Regions from separate parts of the Homo sapiens genome. Here region 1 is linked to region 2. The links are chromatin loops, found by intact Hi-C in ENCODE. Cell type or tissue: B cell. All regions are shown on one strand. Links, peaks and the distances in the headings refer to the core of each region. The heading gives the core; the rest is flanking DNA.

What was found. Hi-C counts contacts between places; a loop is a spot of excess contacts. Peaks named below come from ENCODE experiments on the same cell type or tissue, not always from the same donor. Only the 100,000 strongest peaks of a DNase experiment are listed, where the experiment ranks them.
Region 1: it touches region 2 in a loop (10-fold over the local background); 1 of 110 quality-filtered maps calls a loop at or near these places.

Annotation. Positions count from the first base shown.
Region 1 is chr22:22,583,431-22,590,228 of GRCh38, reverse strand. It overlaps IGL and IGLV2-33. Among named protein-coding and RNA genes, the nearest start is that of LL22NC03-63E9.3, 27 kb to the right of the region's middle. RefSeq lists a silencer at 2,997-3,291. In B cell, for the core only: CTCF peaks have their summits at 2,719, 2,927 and 3,132 (motif pointing left); DNase peaks (open chromatin) are centred at 1,184 and 3,118; H3K4me3 peaks cover 1,039 bases.
Region 2 is chr22:22,428,055-22,434,852 of GRCh38, reverse strand. It overlaps IGL and IGLV1-36. Among named protein-coding and RNA genes, the nearest start is that of ZNF280B, 77 kb to the left of the region's middle. In B cell, for the core only: a CTCF peak has its summit at 3,197 (motif pointing left); a DNase peak (open chromatin) is centred at 3,162; H3K27ac peaks cover 1,184 bases.

The DNA.
Region 1 (6,798 bases), core at 546-5,545, 160 kb before region 2:
CCCCATCTCTACTAAAAATATAAAAATTAGTCGGTCTTGGTGACGCATGCCTGTAATAACAGCTACTCGGAGACTGAGGTAGGAGGATCACTTGAACCTGGGAGGCAGAAGCTGCAGTGAGCCGAGAGCACGCCACTGCACTCTAGCCTGGGCAACAGAGTGAGACTCCATCTCAAAAAAAAAAGTATTTGGAAGTTCACCCTCCCCAGCTCTTCTCACCTGCCACCTTGTGAACAAAGTTCTTGCTTCTCCTTTGCCTTCTACCATGATTGTAAGTTTCCTGAGGCCTCCCCAGCCATGTGGAACTGTGAGCCAGTTAAACCTCTTTCTTTTATAAATAAGGTATTTCTTTATAGCAGTGCGAAAACAGATTAATGCATATGTGTTCTCATTAAGAATATGTTAATTTTAGGAGTAATTTTTATGCAACAATAGACAACTAAGGCACTTTATGTTTACTAGAATCTATTTAATTCAGGTTCATGAACTCTAAACTACAATAATAACTATGTTTAAAGATTGGCTCACAAAATTCCAGAGAATTTAAATACTGGACTCTGGATATGTCTGAATATTTTTAAAATTTTTAATTCTCACAGTCTGTCGATTAATCAGGATTCCAGCTAGAAATTGATGATTTCCCCAGAAAAATTAGATATATTTGATGCCCATGAGAAAGAGTGGGTGTGTTCAGCTCAACTCTTCCCTGTGGAGCCATTTTGGAAACTTCCATACTATGGGGAGATTGTCCACCTGTAGGGTGTTTCCAGGACAGGGACTCAGTGATGTGAGAGGAGGAGGATCCTGAGAGGGCACCAAGTCTGTCACTCAAATACTCCCTAGCTCGGCAACCTGAGATATTAGGGCAAACAGGATGGACCCTACACACACACACACACACACACACACACACACACACACACACACTTCTTCCTCTTTGTTTTCATTGCTTTAAAACATCTTTGGAGCTTTACACAGTGGTTACTGCTTCCACAAAAGATGTACATGAATAACCCAGCAAGGTGGGCTATCTTCACTAGAGTGGGGTGTTCACAGAGCAGTGGTCCTTTATCATTGAAGAGGACGTCATTTCTGAAGAACTGAATCCAGGCTGTGCTACACAATGTGGGAAGTGGAGGCATTCGACGTAAGGATTTACATTGACGACTTTAGTGCATACAAAAATAAAAATAAATAATAAAGTGAGGATCATCCGGAGAAGTATGGGGACTGCACTAGGCAGGCATTTCCCTGCCGGTATGTACTTCCTGTTAAAGAGCTAGAAGTAGTTTCCAATTCAGAGAGGACATCCGTCATACGAGTGAAGAAGAAGCTGTCATATCCCGGAGAGTAAACAAGAGAGGAGGTTTCCTTTGGGAATTGATGGAAAAGGAGAGGAGCTGACAGAGAAGTGAATTCTCAAGGCCCTGTTGCAGGAAGCCCCTGGCACAGGGTGAGGAAGCATCTTCAGAGCAAAGACAGAGCCTGAGAGCCCAGGGCAGGTTTTGGTCTCAGTTCCCTAGGAACTTGGACCACTATGGAAAGTGTAACTACTTGAATATAAGCTGCAGTGATAATTAGCCTCAACCTCGGACTTGAGCCCAGAGATGGTCAGGGAAGCCATGTTGCCAGACTTGGAGCCTGAGAAGAGGTCAGAGATCCCTGAAGGCCGAGTATTGACATTGTAAATCAGGAGTCTGGAGGTAGTGCTGAGACGCTTTTGGTACCAGAAGACATGATCATAATCCCCAACGTCACTGCTGGTTCCAGTGCAGGAGATGGTGACCGACTGTCCAGGAGCCCCGGACACAAAAGGAGGCTGAGTCAGGGCAGATTGGGCCCAGGACCCTGGAAAGAGGGAGAAACACACTCTACTGGGTCAGTACTGGGTCCAGTGACCCTGAGGAGCAGGAGCAGAAGACCAAGCATCAGCTCAGAGGTCCCCAAGGCCATTTCCCTGGAGGTGTCACCTGTGCCCTGAGTGAGGAGGGTGAGGAGGAGCAGAGCCCAGGCCATGGTGGAGATGTCCCGAGAGCGCTGCCTTGAGACCCCAGCACCGGGCCTGCCTCTAGCCCTGTCTTATCCCCCCGCCTCAGAGGAGGGCAGGGCCTCCATGCAAATCTGTGTCCTGAGCTCCTCTCCTCACCCCACCCTCACCTGGGCCTGGGCTCAGAGACTTCTGCTTCCCTGTGAGGCTCAGCTGAGGGTATTAATCCAGCCTAGGCATGGATTTCCTGAGACTGAACCCATGAGAGTGCCCAGGACATCAGGCCAGTCCAGAGATATCCTAACCCTCACTATTGCAGGAGCTCCAGGCTGAGGAAACCAGGACTTCTCCTTTGTGCTGTGAGGGATGAATGTGAGGACAGGCTGCTCCCAGGCCGGGTGGGAAAGTTCAATCACTCCTCCTCCCAGAGACTTCAGACAGTGCTGGAACTTCTCATTTCCCTCATCCCCTGCCCAACCATCTTGGTCCTCTCAGCTAAGGTGGGTTCTAAGCACTGCTACATCCCCTGCCCCTGCAGTGGTTTAAAGCTGGGGCCTGACATGTTGAACTAGGACCATTAATGGTGCTTCTAAAAAGGAATTCACTGGGCCACAACAGATTTGGAGCACTGCTTCCCAGTACCTTTAGAGATATTCAAGGGTAAGTAGCTCTTGGGATTTCTTTTTTTTTTTTAATGGCTTTTTATTAATGAGCAGCTGTTCATAGTTAATCATAAAGTCACATTCTTTTTTTTGAGATTCAGGGACTTTTTTTTTTTTGAGATGGAGTCTCGCGCTGTCACCAGGCTGGAACACGGTGGCGCCATCTCGGCTCACTGCAACCTCCAACTCCCTGGTTCAAGCAGTTCTCCTGCCTCAGGTTCGCGACTAGCTGAGATTACAGGCATAAGCCACCACGCCCAGCTAATTTTTGTATTTTTAGTAGAGACGGGGTTTCACCACGTTGGCCAGGATGGTCTCGATCTTCTGACCTTATGATCCACCCTCCTCAGTCTCCCAAAGTGCTGGGATTACAGGTGTGAGCCACCGCGCCCGGCCGACTCAGGGGCTTCTTAAAGGTCAGGATAAACTTTATCAATCATCTTCTCCAACCTAGTCCCCTGCTGCCCCCTGGTGGCCTCAGATGGTTCATCTCAAGTACCAAGACACAATTCTAAGTGAGAGATAGAAATACCTGGTTTGGTCCCACTCCAACCTGCCTTTTTCTCCTCCCAGCTCAGGACCAGACCCTCGATCCATGCTAATCTTGACCCTTTTCCTCAGACTTTTTCCATGATGAATGTGTCCTCTGCCATACCAGGTGGCTAAGATACTCGTTCTCAGGACCGTTTTGCTTGTGCTAGAATGGCTTTGTCAAAGGTACATGAGGTGTCTTAGCTCCAGGCTGAGAAAATGTTAGATGTAAAATGAACTAACCTCAGTATGAGCACTGGGTGAGAAAAATGGTATGAGAAAAGACCACCTGGGTTCTCAAAATGTCTTCTTACATGCACAGGGTATATTCTCCAGGAGAGAGCTCATGTTTGGTCACAAAACAAGTCTTAAGAAATGTAAGGAGAATTAAATCATTCCAAAAATCTTTTTTTACAACAAGAAATGAATCTGGAAATTAATAACAGTAAAAAAAAATGGAAAAATTCACAAATAGGCAGAAATCAAACATCACATGTTGAACAAGCATTGGGTCAAAGAGGAAAACCAAAGGGAATTTTAAAAATATCTTCAAATGAAAATTAAAACACAGCACACCAAACCTATAGGATGCAGTAAAAGCAGTGCTAAGTGGGAAGTTTATGGAGATAAGCAAACATTAAAAAAGAAGAAAGATCTCAAATAAGCAACCTAAAATTATAACTCAACGAACTAGAAAAAGAGGAACAAACTAAGCCCAAACTTAGCAGAAAAAAATGAAATAATAAAGATTACAGCAGAAATAAATCAAACAGATAATAGAAAAAAACAAAACTAAGAGATGGTTTTCTGAAAAATTAAACGAAGTTGACAAATCCTTAGCTACACTGTGAAAAAAGAGAGAAGACTCAAATAAAATCCAAAATGAAAAAAGGAGCTATTACAACAGATTTCTCAGAAATAAAAAGGCTCACACCTGTAATCCCAACACTTGGGAGACCGAGGCAGGTGGATCTCTGGAGCCCAGGAATTCAAGACCAGCCTGGGCAACACAGTGAGGTCACATCTATACAAAAAAAAGAAGAAAAGAAAGAAAGAAAGAAAGAAAGAAAGAAAGAAAGAAAGAAAGAAAGAAAGAAAGAAAGAAAGAAAGAAAGAAAGAAAGAAAGAAAGAAAGAAAGAAAGAAAGAAAGGGAAAGGAAAGGAAAGAAAGGAAAGAAAGGAAAGAAAGGAAAGAAAGGAAAGAAAGGAAAGAAAGGAAAGAAAGGAAAGAAAGAAAGAAAAAGAAATTATCCAGGCATGGTGGTGCATGCCTGTAGTCCCAGCTACTCAGAAAGCTGAGGTGGGAGGATTACTTGAGCCTGGGAGGTTGTGGCTGCAGTGAGCTGTGGTCAAGCCTCTCCACTCTAGCCTGGGTGACAGAGAAAGACCCTGTCTCAAATAAATAAATAGGATCATAAGGGACTATTTTGAAAAATTATACACCAAGCTAGATAAATTAAAAGACATAAATAAATTCCTAGAAACAGTCAACTTAAAAAAAAAAGCAAATCAATAAAAAATACAAAGCCTGAACATACCAATAACAAAGAAGGAGATTGACTCAATAATCAAAAATATCTCAACAAAGAAAAGCCCAGGACCAGATGGCTTCATAGCTGAATGTTCTACCAAACATTCAAAGATGAGTTAATATTAATTCTTCTTAAAGTCTTCCAAAAAATAGAAAAGGGAACACTTCCAAAATTGTTTTATGAGGTCGGGATCACCCTGATACCAAAACAAAGCAAAGACAACACCAGAAAAGAAAAAAAACTGCAAGCCAGTCTACCTCTGATAAACATTAACAGATATTAAATGCAAAAATTCTCAGTAAAATACTAGCAAACCAAATTCAACAGTATGTTAAGAAGATCATACATCAGGAACAGGTGGGGTTTATCCCTGGATAAAAGGATGATTCCGCATGTGCAAGGATGGTATAGCGCATCCACAGGCTGAAAGATTCACACACACACACACACACACATATGATTATGTCCACAGATGTACAAAAGGCATGTGGCCAAATTCAACATCCATTCATGATTTTAAATGAAGATGAAGAAGGAGGAGGAGGAGGAAAGAAAAAAGAAGAGGAAGAGGAGGAGGAGGAGAAAAGAAAGGAAAAGAAAAGGAAGGAAAGGAAAAAAGGAAAGGAAAAGAAAAGAAAGCAATGGAAAAAAAAGGAAAAGAAAAGAAAAGAACTCTCAACAAAATAGTGATAGGCCGGGCACAGTGGCTCATGCCTGTAGTCCCAGTATTTTGAGAGGCTAAGGCAGGAGGATCGCTTGAGCCCAAGAGTTCAAGACCAGCCTGGGCAACATAGCAAAATTAATCTCTATTATAAAATAAATATTTAAAAAAACAAAAATAAAATGAAATAGGTACAGAAGAAACTTACCACAACACAATAAAAACCATATGTGAAAAGCCCACAACTAACATCATAATCAATGGGAAAAAAACAGAAGCTTTTCCCCTAAGATCCCACACAAGGCAAGATGCCCCCTCTCCACTTATTTTAATTCAACATTGCACTGGAATCCCTAACCAGAGAAATTCGACAAGAAAAAGAAATGAAACGCATCCAAATTGGAAAAGAAGGATTAAAATCCTAATCTTTGTGTGCAGATGACATAAACATAAGTGTAGAAAAACCTAAAGACTCCACAATAACAAAAAGTCTGTTAAAACTAAATTAAGTAAATTTGAAGGATAAAAAAATCAACATACAAAAATTGATGACGTTTCTACACACAGACAGTAAATATATGAAAATAAAATTAAGAAAGCAATCACATTTACAAAAGGAATTAGTACTTAGGAATAAACTTAACGAAGGAGGTGAAAGAGTTTTACACTGGAAATTATAAAACAGTGATGAAGAATGTTAAAGAAGATACAGATAAATATCAAGACATCTCGTGTTTATAAATTGGAAGAACTAATATTCTTAAATGTTCATACTACCTAAAGTGATCTCCAGATTCAATGCTAGACCTATCAATACACAAATGTCATTCTTTATAGAAATAGAAAAAATAGGCCAGGCATGGTGGCTCACACCTGTAATCCCGGCACTTTGAGAGGCCGAGGCAGTGGATCACTTGAGGTCAGGAGTTCTAAACCAGCCTGGCCAACATGGTGAAACCCCGTCTCTACCAAAAATATAAAAAATTAGCCAGGTGTGTTGGCACGTGCCTGTAATTTATCAAAAAGATAAACGATAACAAATGTTGGCAAGGATGTGGACAAAAGAAACTCTTGTACACTGTTGAAAGGAATGTAAACTAAACAGCCATTGTAGAAAATGTATGGGGATTCCTTAAAAAATTAAAAATAGAACTACCATATAATCCAGCAATACCAATTCTGGGCATATCTCAAAACAAAATGAAATCAGAATCTTGAATAGATATCTGTTCTCCCATGTCTTTTGCAACATTATTCACAATAGCCAACACATGGAAACAACCTAAATTTCTGATGACAAATGAATGGATAAAGAAAATGTGGTGCATGCACACACATACATACATACATACACACACATACACACACACAAATATTGCCAAGTTTTAAAAAATAAAGGAAATCCCATCATTTGCAACAACATGG
Region 2 (6,798 bases), core at 568-5,567:
AAAGCAAACAAAAACATAAAGTGGAAAAAGGACATCCTATTGAACAAATGGTGCTGGGATAATTGGCAAGCCAAATGTAGAGGAATAAAACCGGATCTTCATCTCTCACCTTATGCAAAAATCAAGCCAAGATGAATCAAAGACTTAAATTTAAGGCCTGAAACTGTAAAAATTCTAGAAGATAACATTAAAAAAACCCTTCTAGACATTACTTTAGACAAATACTTCATGACCAAGAACCCAAAAGCAAATGCAACAAGAACAAAGATAAATAGATGGGACTTAATTAAACTAAAAACCTTCTGCACAGCAAAAGAATCAGCAGAGCTAACAGACAGCACACCGAGTGGAAGCAAATCTTCACAATCTATACATCCAACAAATGACTAATGTCTATAGTCTACAAAGAACTCAAACAAATTATGAAAAAAAATAAGCAGTCCCATCAAAAGATGGACTAAAGACATGAATAAACAATTTTCAAAAGAAGATATACAAATGGACAAAAGACATATAGAAAAATGTTTGACATCGCTAATGATCAGGGAAATGCAAGTCAAAACCACGATGTGATACCACCTTACTACCACAAAAATGGCCATAATCAAAAAATAAAAATAATAATAGATGTTGGCATGGATGTGGTGAAAACAAAACACTTTTACACTGGTGGTGGGAAGGTAAACTAGTACAGTCACTACAGAAAACAGTGTGGAGATTCCTCAAGGAAATAAAAATAGATGTACCCTTTGATCCAGCAATCTCACGACTAGGTATCTACCCAGAGAAAAAGAAGTCGTTATACAAAAAAGATACTTGCACACGCATGTTTATAGCAGCACAATTGTAAAAGCATGGAACCAGCCCAACTGCCCATAAATCAACAGGTGGATAAAGCAAATGTGATGTATACATACACATACCATGGAATATTACCCAGCCATAAAAGGAACAAAATAATGGCATTCACAGCGACCTGGATGGAACTGGATGCTGTTATTCTAAGTGCAGTAACTCAGGAATGGAAAACAAAACATTGTATGTTCTCACTCATCAGTGGGAGATAAGCTATGAGAACACAAAGGCATAACAATGATACAATGGACTTTGGGGACTCAGGAGAAAGGGTAGGAGGGGGGTGAAGAATAAAAGACTACTCATTGGGTACAGTGTACACTGCTTGGGTGATGAGTGCACCAAAATCTCAGAAATCACCACTAAAGAACTTATTTATGTGACAAAGCAACACTTGTCCCCCAAAAACCTATTAAAATAAAAAAATTGAAAAATAACCAAAAAGAGAAAAATCACTAAAACCCTTAAAAACCCAAATAAATCAGTAAATAAATAAATATATAAATAAATGAAAGACGAGAACCTCTTCCACTATAGAGAGAATCAGAAGCAAGAGATGAAGAAGCAAGAATCCCGACAAGCCATCACAGACTGTCCTGTCACCTTAGATGAACATTGCCCCTAAAGTTTGATTTGGATGCACAATAAATTCAAACTTTAAAATAAATACATAAATAAAATCAGAAAAAAATGGCCTAAGGACCTTCAAAGATAGTAAGGAGCCCTCTACGAGATGGGTACAATGCAGCAACAACAGCGAGAATCTCAAAAGAAGTGTGCAGAGTGAAAGAAGCCTGAACAAATGGGAAGATAATGTTTGATAACACTGATACATTCCAGAAAAGAGAAACCAAACAGTAGTGACAGAGGCAGATCTGCAACTTCCAAGGAGGGTGTTGGGGGAGGGAATGAGGTGACAAGGGTCATGAGGAGCTATTGGGGTTGGTCACAGGTTGTATGTTGTATAGCTCCCGGTGGTGGTGATGTTTTCAAGGATCCATAGAAATGCCAAAATTTGTCTCATTCCCTATTGTAAATATGGGTGGCTTATTATATGTGCATTATTCCTACATGAAAGGAGTTTTATTAAAAAAAGAATAGGCTGGAGAGAAAGGAAGCACAGGGATTCACACTGAGGAGAAGGGGGAGGAAGACACCACTCTGGAAACTCCTGGAAATGGAAAAAGTAGGATGATGGAGACACAGGTTCCCCAACAGAAGTGGGTCTGTGATGACACAGCTGGACCTGCCACCTCAGCCCAGGACTTCAGTGCAGAGACCCTGTGTCCCAAGCTACAGGGAGCAGGACACCCTGCTTTTGTTTTCTGGACACCCTGTTCCTGACTCTGAGGACTCAGGGGAGGAGGAGCCTCCACTCTCAGGCAGGGCCCTGGATATCCCTGGACCCATGGGGGAAGCTGCAGCAGCAGAAGCCACAGGCCAGGCCTGAGCAGCAGCAGCCGGGGCTCACCCTCCTGGCAGAAAAGGAAGGGGGTTCTTGTCTCTGTTCCCCCTGGGCCTGGAGCACTGTGGGACCATTCAGGCTGTCATCCCATGCTGCACAGTAATAATCAGCCTCATCCTCAGACTGGAGCCCACTGATGGCCAGGGAGGCTGAGGTGCCAGACTTGGAGCCAGAGAATCGGTCAGAGACCCCTGAGGGCAGCAGATCATCATAATAGATGAGGAGTTTGGGAGCCTTTCCTGGGAGCTGCTGGTACCAGTTTACAGCATTATTTCCGATGTTGGAGCTGCTTCCAGAACAGGAGATGGTGACCCTCTGCCTGGGGGCTTCAGACACCGAGGGTGGCTGAGTCAGCACAGACTGGGCCCAGGACCCTGGAAGTGAGAGAGACACAGACATGGTGATTGACAAGAGACAAAAGGAGACAAGAGGAGAAAGCAGGGTCGCATGGGCTTCCCAGGGCCTCTCTCTTGGTCCCCATCCTGTCACCTGCACAGTGAGTGATGAGGGTGAGGAAGAGAGGGGACCAGGCCATGCTGGAGATTGTCCTGAGTCCTGTCTTCTCTACCCGCAGCTGAAGCTGAGCTTCCCCCAAATCTCTCCCTTTCTTCATACTCTGAGAGGGGGAGAGTCCATCCATGCAAATCAGACCCCCCCCAGGTTTGTGACCCCACCCTGAGCCCTGGGTCAGGCTCCTTGGCTTGAGGATGTCAGGGGGTGGCAGGGGTGGAGCTTTGTGGTCCCAGGGGGTGGGGAGGACACAGCTGTGAGCCCTGAGCAGAGGACACCAGGCAGGGCAGGCGGCTGGTTCTGCTCTGATCACCCCTGTCTTCTCAGGAATGATCCCCATGCGCCCTCTGGTGTCCAGATCAAGGTAAACCATTCTATGATAAGGTGACCAGAACCTCTCAGATACATGGCTTCCTCCCCCCATTCTGTCCACTGCCCCCTCTCTCAGGTCCAAGGCAGGCCAAGTGGTGTCTGTGTCTCCTCCCTGTGACTTCAGGGCTATCTTCACGCTCTACTGAGGAGTCTTCAGACTCCTCAGGAGTGAATCTTTCCATGGCTCTTTGGCTGTACATTGTAGAGGACTCAGGTGGTATCTACATAAAGTCCTATGTCAGGATCAAGCCCATAGCAGGGACCAGCCCCATGGACTCACCTCCCCACCTGTGTTGGACACCAGGTCCTCTCCTCTCATGTGGCTCCTTCCTGGTGGCTAGAGCTCTCCTTCCTCTGTGGATCCTGTGGCGCTGAGGAGAAAGGGAGCTCTTTCCTCTAGGATTCCCTGGGGAGGAATTCCCAGAGGGTTTTCCTGGTAAATCTTTGTTCTCCCTCTACTTCCCCAGATTTGCAGTCATAGTCATCTGGATACTGTGACCAGGGATCTTGCCTAGGAGTCTGTACACTAAATGCTCATCTGCAGGGGATCCTGGCAAATGACTTTGGAGTGTTTCACTTATGAACAAAAAGAGCAAAGATGCTCAGTCTTTGAAGATGGGAAGAATTAAAATTTTAACTTGGTTTAACCAGAGTCTGTCCTCAGGTGAGCCTGATACGTGTTAGCTCTCAACATCAAGCACCCCAACTAGGATTTTTAGGGAAAAATTATGGTTCAAATTCAGTAGTGAGTGTTATGGGGGTGGCTTAAGGATGATAGAAAATTATTTATCTTTGATCTGTAATGACAACTAGAATCTAATAAGCTAAAAACAAGCTTAAGAAAAATTGTAATTCTGTTGATCAGAATGAAAAATGAAACAGGTTATGCCTATGACTGCATGAATTCTGGCATGATACATCCTGGGCTCTTAATAATTACTAGTTTGGGGAATTCTATGGGGATGGAGGAAAACAGCTGGATGGTTTTGTTGATATTTCCACTGGTGAATGTATCACCAGGCAGTTGCCGTAGAATGAGATTTTAAGTGCTCCATTTAAAAATGGAATAGTGAGATTTAATATAGACATTTAAATAAAACCAGTCCATATATGGAACTGAAATAAAATGTATGCTGTGTTTTGGGATTGCATTTCAAGGGTGTCATTATTTTAAGTGTTCCTTTTAGTGTAAGCCATGTTCCTTTACATAATTTTTATAGCTTTCAAAAAATGTTTATTGCATTTACGTAACACATCAGGCATATTAAGTTTTATTTATTTCCAAGTAGAAACAAACTATTAGAGCTGGGCTTCACTTCCTGTTTGGCTCATTGCTTTTTCTTTGATGATGCATAGATGTTCACAGTGAATTTTGTTTTCCTTTCCTCCCACGTTAATGAACAGGGATCACCGAGGCTGAGCAGTGCCTCACATACAGGACAAGGCTGCCCATGGCCCCCTCCCTGCCCACAGATGTGCTTCCTGGTGGATGCCCCATCAGCTCTTAGGCTGAGGACAGAGAGGAGAACAGGTCCACAGCTACGGAATCTGGACACCCAGAGGATCCAGGAGGGACAACAGCTGGGACAGTGAGCCCTGGACAGAGGACACTGACCATGGATTTTTATCCTCATGGGACCCTCACAGACAGACCAAAACTCCAGTCTCTGTGTGTCTTCAGGGCCCAGGTCCTTCCAGGTCCTCCTTTTATCACTACTGTAGGCCCCGGCCCTACTCCTCCTATGAGTCACAATGGACAGTCTCCTCTTCAGGCTGCATTCTCCTTACCACATCTTATCCCACACCTGTCTCCCCATTCCCCCATAAACAATCCCCTGCTCATTTCCATTAGCATTTTTGTGTCATTCTGGGATCACAGCCTCCCAAGTATGTCTCTGCAGGATATCCATGTTGCAGAGAGCTCAACCCCTTGACAGGACCGCTGTGCCTGGGCCACCTAAGGCTGAGCATCTCTCTTGCTTCTCTTCTACACCAGCTCTAGGCCAAGCCATATCTAGACCTTTCAGAATGCTGAACCCACGTTTTCTTAAGCATCAGACTTCCTGTCTCACGTTTGGGTCTCTGGGTCACACAGGCTGGATTCTTCATTCTTGGCATCTCTCGCACAGTTTCTGAGCTCAGGAAATGGTCAGCATAACTGCACCAAGAGGAGGAGACACCTTTGGAACCAGACTAAAGGCTTCTGGGCCTCTGGGTCACACAGGGTGGATTCTTTCTTGTCCCTACCTCATCCCCACCCACCATGTGTGGGCAGCTCCTTTTGCTTCTAGAAACAAATTGATTCTGTTTGCATTGGGAGACCAGTAAGAAAAGGGATTATTTTTACTGAACTTGTGCTCTGCTTCAGTAACACAAGTGACAGCCGAAGTCTTGGCATGAACTGGTGTTGGTCACAGGCAGGGATAAAGGAGGGATGGGGAGACAGGATGAGTGGGGAGATCTTTCTCTCATTTCCACATGGAACAGGAACCCTTGGTAACATGGAGTCAGGATGCAGCTGTGTGACACTGATAACCAGCCAGTCCTCAGGCTGGAGCCGAGAGGTGCTCCAGGAGGCTGTGTGGATAAACCCAGAGCAGGAGAATGAGGCTGGGACCCCTGAGGGACCATCACTGCTGTCCTAGGTCATAAACTTGGGGGCTCTTTCTGGGAGGCCTCCGTAGCCATTTCCACGGGAATGCCCAATGTTTCTGCTGCTCCCCATGCAGAAAAAGGTGACCTTGAGATGTGGTGGTCTTTCCACATACTCACCACTAGACCCTGATTCAGCAAGAAGCTCCAATGGTGTAAGAGAGGAGAAGAGAACACAGGCGCTGAGGGATCAAGAAACCCACGCTCAGCAGTCCCCATGGTCCTGAGTGGGATGAGCTGCAGGAAAGTCACATCCATGGGACCTACTTCCCCCGTGGCCAAGGAGCAGCCTCTGGCTTGTCTCAGCCACAGTGGAGCCTCCCCTTGACTCTCCTGTCATGTCCTACATAGAGGTTTACTGGTCTCAGGTCCCCAGTTACCCTAATACCTAACCCCATCTCCTGACATTGCCACTGAAATGCAGGTACCCAGGACTGAGCCAGGTCAGCACTATATCTAGAATTCCCTGACCTGTGTCCTCAGGCAGCATTTCATATTTGAGTGCCTTGTTCCTGGGACACAGTGAGCCACAGACAGCCCTGAGAACAGACTACTGGGGATGGAAGGGGAGGTCTCTGCCCGTACGCTGGAAGAGCAGAGTCCATGCTGCAGGGCACTGTTCACCTGCTAGGATGTCCCCAGGCTCTGACCATGATGTGAGCTAGGAAAGCCTCATTTTGCTTCTTTCAAGAACAAAAGTCCAGCTCCACAGGCAGTGGTGTTAGCACATATGACAACCAGCCAAGACTTCAGTGTCATCAGTTGCTTTGGTTTTGTTTTGTTTTACTGAGACTTCAGACGAATGGATGGGAAATTGAGAGAAGAGCCTTTTACAACTAGAAAGTACTTCCAAATGTAGTTTGTGCCTAGGCCAGTTATTTTAAAATTTAAAATTTTTTAAGAACAAGACCTAAAGCAGGGTGAGGTTTTTGTCCCACTTCCCC